2 separate regions of the Homo sapiens genome follow, and region 1 is linked to region 2. Evidence: chromatin loops called from intact Hi-C (ENCODE). Cell type or tissue: transverse colon. All regions are shown on one strand.

What was found. A loop is a pair of places that touch in the nucleus more often than their neighbours do. Peaks named below come from ENCODE experiments on the same cell type or tissue, not always from the same donor. Only the 100,000 strongest peaks of a DNase experiment are listed, where the experiment ranks them.
Region 1: a loop joins it to region 2, with 7 times the contacts of the local background. A loop is called at or near these places in 1 of 110 quality-filtered maps.

The regions. Positions count from the first base shown.
Region 1 is chr5:120,368,020-120,372,019 of GRCh38, forward strand. No RefSeq gene overlaps it. Among named protein-coding and RNA genes, the nearest start is that of PRR16, 94 kb to the right of the region's middle. RefSeq lists an enhancer at 952-1,452. In transverse colon, no CTCF peak of the experiment used is centred here; a DNase peak (open chromatin) is centred at 1,532; H3K27ac peaks cover 417 bases.
Region 2 is chr5:120,515,148-120,519,147 of GRCh38, forward strand. All of the region lies in intron 1 of PRR16 (proline rich 16), which reads left to right. Among named protein-coding and RNA genes, the nearest start is that of PRR16, 53 kb to the left of the region's middle. In transverse colon, no CTCF peak of the experiment used is centred here; no DNase peak of the experiment used is centred here.

The sequences.
Region 1 (4,000 bases), 150 kb before region 2:
AGGTGCAGCCAGGGCTGCGCAATCTATGGAGACAGTGGGGACCAGGAACAGGTGATCCCAGTGGCAGCCCTGCACCCTACTGAGTTGGCGGAGTGGGAGCCTGTGCTCCCAGGCACAGCTGCAGCCTCACAGCTGTGACTCCAGACCTGGGCATCCCTGTGCTCTCTGGGCCCGGGAGATCCCTGCCCCTGCAGGCTCAGAAGTGCCTCCTCCTACTTCCTGGCCTCTCCCCACTCTTGGCACATGCTCCAGTGCAGAGCAAAGTTGTAGACAAGTCTGGGCACTGTTGTGACCCAGCTAGGTGTGCGTGTGCTCAGGGCAGCGCTGACATGACAGCCAGTCCCCACCATCGCCTTGGCTTCCTCTGAAACACTGGATGCTGATGAGCTCAGGGAGGGAGGCTGGGGTAGGGGTGGTGAGGGCAGGCCTGTGTGCGCCCCTCAGCACAGACAGCCTGGGCACCGCGGATAGCATATTGATGGCAGCAGGAGGCAGACAGGTTCCTAGGTGGGGAAGGGAAGGTCCCTGGTGAAACCCCACATTCAAGCCAGGGACAGCCTGAAGCCTGGGGGCCAGGCTGCCAGTTTCAGGTGGAGTCCATGACCCGGCGTGAGAACTACGTTGACACCTTTTAGGCAACGGGATGATGCTTTTTCCAGGCCCACCTATGGCTACCCATGGACCAATCAGCATGGACTTCCTCCATTCTGAGCACATAAAAATCCCTGACTTAGCCAGACTGACACACTCGTGGGGGCAACCTGCCTGCAGAAAGAAGCTATCCACTTCAGTTCTCCTGAGAGCTGTTCTGTTGCTCAATAAAGCTCCGCTCCACCTTGCTCACCCTTCAGTTGTCAGTAACATCATTCTTCCTGGACGTGGGACAAGATCAAACAGTAGGAGCAAAAGGAGCTGTAACACGTTTCTGGCAGGCTCACTGAGCTACAGGCAGTGACACACTCCTGGACTGTGGGAGTGAAGAATGGCAACCCTTCTGGGGGCCCAGACTTTGGGGTTCCCCAAGCCAGAACTGCTGTAACATTATAGCACTCTCGCCCTCTGTTGGCACTGGGTGGCTGCTCCACGTAATGGACTGAGCCAGCCCATGTAGTGGTGGGACTGGGCTAGCCCAGGTGCTGCTGGCCAGAGCAGGGTGGCAGGACTGAAGGAGCTGCAACACAAACGGGCTGAAATAAGCCCACTTGTGCTCTACACTGTGGGTGGCGAGAAGGAGAGAAGAGCTGTGGCCCTTTTGCAGGTCCAGACCTTGGGTTTCCTGAGTCTGGGCTGTGACACACTGTAACACCCTCTTTGGGGTTCTGTGGTTCCTGGCATCTCCAAGTTTTGGGCACCACCTCATTCCCCAGTGCCCTCAGCGGAAGCCACTTGTGGTACACCTGGTTCAACTGCAGCCTTGCACAGAGGCAGCACCTGTGTCAGCACCTGGAGCTGCCTGCTCTGCTGCAGCTGGCATGCCTGGCTGTGCACAGTGGCTGGACCTTGCACTTGCTTACTCACACACCCGTTGCTGCTCCACACCTGGCTCACCCTTGGCAGTCATGGGATCCATGCCAGTAGTGCTAGCTGAGTGCAACCTGCTGGGCTGAGTGAAAAGAATGAGCCCAGCAGGCATGAGCAAAACTCAAGCAGAGGAGCCGCTGGCCACAGAGGTTTCCAGATAGTGAAGCAACACCCTAAGGATCCTGTGACAATAATGGTATTTGATGGAAACTTTTGTTTGATAAACTTAGTGTGAAGTTTTGTGATTAAAAGTTATTGTTTAAAGTCACTGCTAACTCTACTTTCCTCTGTGATTTTGGTGGAATAAAAATAAATAAGGACAGAAAAATAAAGCTTTATTTTTAACAAAACTGTGGAACAGTCACTGCCAAATAGAATAAAATATACATGAAATTGAGGGAAGATACTTAGGAGTTAAACCATTACAGATGCTTGTAAGTTTGTGGCCTTTCCCCTCTAAGTTTTGTATTATGTTGCATTGGCCTGTGTGTCTGTTTTTGTACCAGTGCCATGTTGTTTTGGTTGCTGTAGCCTTATATTATAGTTTGAAGTCTGGTAATGTGATGATTGCAGCTTTGTTCTCTTTGCTTAGGATTGTTTTGATTATTTGGACTACTTTTTGGTTCCATATGAATTTTAGAAAAGGTTTTTCTAATTCTTTGAAGAATGGCATTGGTAGTTTGATAGAAACAGCATTGAATCTGTAGATTGCTTTGGGCAGCATGACTATTTTAATGATATTGATCCTGTAATCCATAAGCATGGAATGTTTTTTCATTTATTTTTGTCACCTCTGATTTCTTTCAGCAGTGTTTTATAGTTCTCCTATAGAGGACTTTCACCATCTTGGTTAGCTGTATTCCTAAGTATCTCATTTTCTTTGTGGCTATTGCAAATGGGATTGTGTTCTGGATTTGACTGTTAACCGGGATATTATTGCTGTATAGAAATACTACTGATTTTTGTACATTGATTTTATATCCTGAAATGTTACTGAAGTCATTTATCAGTTCTAGTAGCCTTTAGGCAGAGTCTTTAGGGTTTTCTGGGTATGGAATCATATCATCAGTGAAGAGAGATAGTTTGACTTCTTCTTTTCCTATTTGTATGACTCTTATTTCTTTCTCTTGCCTGATGGCTCTGGCTAGGGCTTCTAGCACTATTTTTAATAGGAGTGGTGATAATGGGCATCACTGGCAAAAACAGGACTAGGATCAAGGATTTTTGATTCTCTGGTCATGCATCTCTCCTATGCTTTAGGAACCCGCTAATTTTAATAGGTAAGATTCAGAGCTGAAAATGAAAATTTATACACAGAATATATGCTGCTTTGTTTTTTCAAGTGCTACCCTGGACCATTCTTCTAAGTGAGTTTAATGGTAGATACAAAATATAGAGCTCCACATTTTTAGTTTTTTTAGTTAGTTTTGGTGTAAATGACTTTAATAAATCAAATGTTGCATCAAGGTAACTTATAAAATCAAAGGATTTTGTTTCTCTCTTGCACTATAATCACAAGGATAATCTGATGATCAGAGTTTTTTAAAAAATGATGCCCAATACCCTACAGAGAACATGCATTAGATATGCTATGTGACTCAATGCATAGCCTCATGTAAAGATAAACAGAAGTTTCAGAGGCATTACAATTCAGGCAGATATGTTGTCCGGACCACTGTGTTTATTTATTTAATCAGCAAGTGGCTCCATTCACTTAGATCAAAAGACAGGTTGGCATCATTTGGACTATACTATTAGTAGGGATTATATTTGACAACATGCTGATGAGCATTTTGATTTTATTGTAAAATGAGAGGAAGGAGGTTACATACATATTTTATATAAAATATAATTAATAGGTCAATCAATCCAGAGGTCATTTATTGCTTTTATGTTATTAAATAAGTATGTTTTATAGTTAACTTGCACTTAAATATTCCATTTTAAAGTTTTTCTTGATGGAAATTCAGATACATTTATTTCCTGTTCTTATTTTTGTTTTCTTAGTAAATTAAGTAGCTGCTCATTGAATTTGATTCTAACTTTCTATTAGAAACTTGTTCGATGCCTGTAATCCTAGCACTTTGGGAGGAAGAGGCGGGTGGATCACCTGAGGTCAGGTGTTTGACACCAGCCTGTCTAACATGGTGAAACCCTGTCTGTACTAAAAATACAAAAGAAAAAAAAATAGCTGAATGTGGTAGCAGGGCCTGTAATCCCAGCTACTCAGGAGGCTGAGGCGGGAAAGTTGCTTGGACCCAGGAGGTGGTGGTTGCAGTGAGCCAAGATCATGCCACTGTTCTCCAGCCTGGGTGACAGAGTGAGATTCTGTGTAAAAAAAAAAAAAAAAAAAAAAGAAAGAAAAAAGAAAGAAAGAAACCTGTTCTTCTGTTCTTTCCCATAGCTAAGAGTTCTTTCTAATATTACTTAGCCCACCTCAAGTTTTGATTCTACTGTTTTATCACATTTAAATCCATGT
Region 2 (4,000 bases):
CAGAGGCATTAAAGGGGTGAGAGAGAACACATAAGGGAGCAAGAGGTTGTCCAAACTTGCATTTATAAGGAACTCACTTTCATGATAAACCCACCCCCATGATAATCACATTAATCTATTTATGAGGGCAGAAGCCTCATAACCCAATCACCTCTTAAAGGTCCCACCTCTCAATACATTTGCACAGAGGATTAAGTTTCCAACACTTAAGCTTTGGGAGACACATTCAAACCATAGCAAAAATGTCATATATTTTATCCTATTTTCAACACAAGTCCCTTTCTAAAATAATCTCTTATAAATCATTGAAAATTGATATTTGATTAATAATAATGATATAAACTGGTGAAGAAAGGGATGATGGGAACTTTGTAAAATGTAACTGAGCATGGCACCTTTCCTTAGAAACCACTTGTGTTAAATAACCTCAGGGATACCCTACATTCTGATCACTTTCTTTTTAAAATCTTTATTCTCTTACTCACTGAAAAAAACCCAGATTAATAGCATTTTTTACCAATCTTTGATATAATCTATACTTGTATGTATGTGGATATTTATTCAAATGATAAATACAGCATGTTTCTCACAGTCAATTTGAAGGAGTATGTTGTGATAGAAGTACAGTGTGCCTTGTGTGGAACAAGGTTTATGCAAAGATGCTGCATTAATTGCCTTTATAGCATTTATGTATTATGAGAATTTTATGCTTTATTCAGTTGGAAGTTATTTTTGTATATATTATGTTGATAGAATTTCTTTCTTCAAGAATCTCTTGTTTAAGAGAGCCTCACCTAAAATATCTATCAAATTTAAATCTGTAGTGTTTTTCTTTTTCTATATTGACAATTTTGTGTAAACAATTTTCACTTTCCTGAAAGTTCCCTCTTTTTAGTACAACTGCTTCCCTAGATTGTCTCCACAATGCAGTTCAAGACTGAAAATTTTCTGCTAGAAAGCAAAACCAAACCAAACCAAACCAAACCAAAACAAAAGCTGGTCGTGGTGGTTTATGCCCGTAATCTCAGCACTTTGGGAGGTGGAGGTGGGAGGATCACTTGAGGTCAGGAGTTCGAGACCAGCCTGGCCAACATGGCGAAACGCCATCTCTACCAAAAAATACAAAAATTAGCTGGGTGTGGTGGCGGGTACCTGTAGTCCCAGCTACTCGGGAGGCTGCGGCACAAGAATCACTTGAACCCAGGAGGCAGAGGTTGCAATGAGCCGAAATCACACACTGCATTCCAGCCTGGGTGACAGGGTGAGATTATGTCTCAAAAAAAAAAAAAAAAAAAAAAAGCAAGATGTCTTGTGATATTATTTCTCAGGAGGGAAGGACACACACACACACACACACACACACACACGCATATACATTAACAATTAGAAGGCATTTATACTATGCTTTAAAGTCATCCTGTCACTACATTGGTTTCTAAAGAATATGAATGCTGCAGAGAAAAGTATGGCGTGCATGGACGCTTTTATATATTTTTTCTTTAAAAACGTGGTTATGTCAGGCTCTAATCAAATAAGCGAAAACGGGAATCAGCAGAATACACTGAAAAACTACTTGGTATGTTGCCATGGATTGGTGATATTTCATAGATCTTGGACATTTCAAAGGCAGAGATATTTTGCACCATAGACTAATGTTAATTCACCATAGCAAGGGATGCTGGTGGTTTCAGAACCTGCTGCTTTATTTCCCGTTTTAGCAATTTCCATATGGCTCATATGGTACCTACCAGCAGGCTTTGTCAGGCAGGGCCACTGAGTCACCTGTGGCATTTTGAACATCCTGCTGGGTTTGTATCATAACCAAGAACAATTTCTATTGTTAGCAAATTCTGTGAAAAATTCTCATGAGGTAAATACAGCCCAAAGAGAAGGCTGCTTTGGGATTTCCCTGAGTCAGAGTAAAAAATTGCTAGCAAAAAAATCTTTGGCAGCAGATACTTTTATCCCGCTGTGCAGGAATAGTCTGGGAGAAAATATTACAACAGAGAATATACTGAGGGTGATTTGCTTGATTTGAATCCCTTTGGGAAGGCTACTTTTCTTCATTTTAAATTATTAATTTTAATGTTTAATTTACTTTACTAGAGTAGTACAATCAATGCATGAATTCAATTTATTTCCATGTAAATAAATTAGAACATTACACTTGAAGCAGAATTCTGCTCTGACCATCCACCACAGAGTGATTCTTTATTTTCCTACTCTCCCTCACCCCTACCCATTCCCACAAACCCTCACTAACTATGCTTGAGACTTTTGCTTGTATTCCTGGAGACATATGTTTTTTTAAAAAACCTTTTCACATATAGAAATGGGTTCCCATAGAAAATATATAGTTTTCTATTCTTCTTTAAAGAACATAAATCGTAAGGAAAGAAACATTTGATGTTGATAAAAATGTCTTACAAAATCTCCAGGGTTTAATAAACTAATAATTTCATGGATTTCTTTTCTTTTAAAACTTAGCTACAGTTTTATTGATTGTTCTTTTTCGACAGTAGAGCTCCAAAATATCCTGGTTAATACTTTGTAGATAGTAGAAGAGTGTTCCTAGGGAAAACTTGGCTTTATATCTGTCTCAGTAATTCTTTACTCTGTTTCTAAAGGGAGGGGCCAGTGTGAAGTGGTAGCTGGATACTGTTTTCAGTACTAGAAGGCCTGGGTTGTAATTTCATCTTTGCCACTGCTCTCTTTGTGATCTTTCTACTTTTGACCTCTATGAGATCTACGAGGACTTCCTGTACTGTAAAGTTCTAGGATTCTCTAAAATGCATCAGTATTTTTCCAAGCTGTATAAATTATCTTGGCTGGGGAAAAAGTTTTGTGTCACTATAATGATGGATAGATAGCTCTTGAGTTACAGGATCTGGTGTTAAATTGTCTGGGCTTGAAACTATCTTGTCTGCTTTCAGATGTCTATGACCCGGACATGTGACTTACCCTCTTTTTACGTCAATCTTTTTTATCTAGAAAGAGAGTGACAGTAATACATATCGCTCATAGGCAGCTTATGGGTTAAATGAGGTAATGTATAAAGAACACTCAGAAAAGCAAGTTTTTAATACATCTTAATTCTCATTAAATTTTGCAGGTATCTATTCACTTCCTGGAGCAATAATTTCCTAATCTTCAATTATTTGTTTTAATTGTATATATATATATTTGTAAAGGAATATACTGACTCTGTAGGAGACAAATTATGATAACTGTGGGGTCCTTGAGAGGGAATTCTTTGTATAAGAAGGAGACTAGGGATGAGGCTTCAATTTGGGTTCCAGGAGTGGCATGGAAACTGGTACCCAAATGCATCTTGACCCAGTCATCTTTGCAAAGCTTGTTTACCTTCAGAGAAAGAAAATTGTGTTTGTGAGTTGAAAGGCTATCCTCATTAAAATCTTTTTTTTTTTTTTAATAGAGGCTGCTGGTTGTCTCCAGTATTTAGCCCACCTTGTGTAGTAATAAATTTTTTCCTGGACATGTGGCCTTCTACAATAAACATCACATTTCCAACCCCCTTTGTAGTATAGTGTGGCAAGATGACTACATTTTGAACAACGGGTCTGAACAGAGGTGATGTGTGTAATTGCTACACTTTGTTCTCAAATGCATGTATGGAATGCAAAGGGAATGTATGTGACTTCCCCTTGCCTCTTTTCCCCTTCTTGCTGGCTAGATTATGAATGTCATGGCTGGAACTAGAGGAGTCATCTTGAACTGTGAGATGGAAATCACCTTTTAAGGATGTTTGAGAACAAGATAGAAAAGGCAGTAATAAACTTATCTTGTTTAAGATACTGTAGTTATTTTATTTTATTAGTTAAGCCTATGTCTTAACTAATACAATCTTAATAGTTTGGCGATAAATAAGCCTACGATTGAACCTTCCCCCATTCTTCCCATTCCTAATTGAATATAACCTGCAAGGAGGGAGTATACCTTCTTATTTCCCAATAGATCATTGAGTTTGGAGGGCATGGAG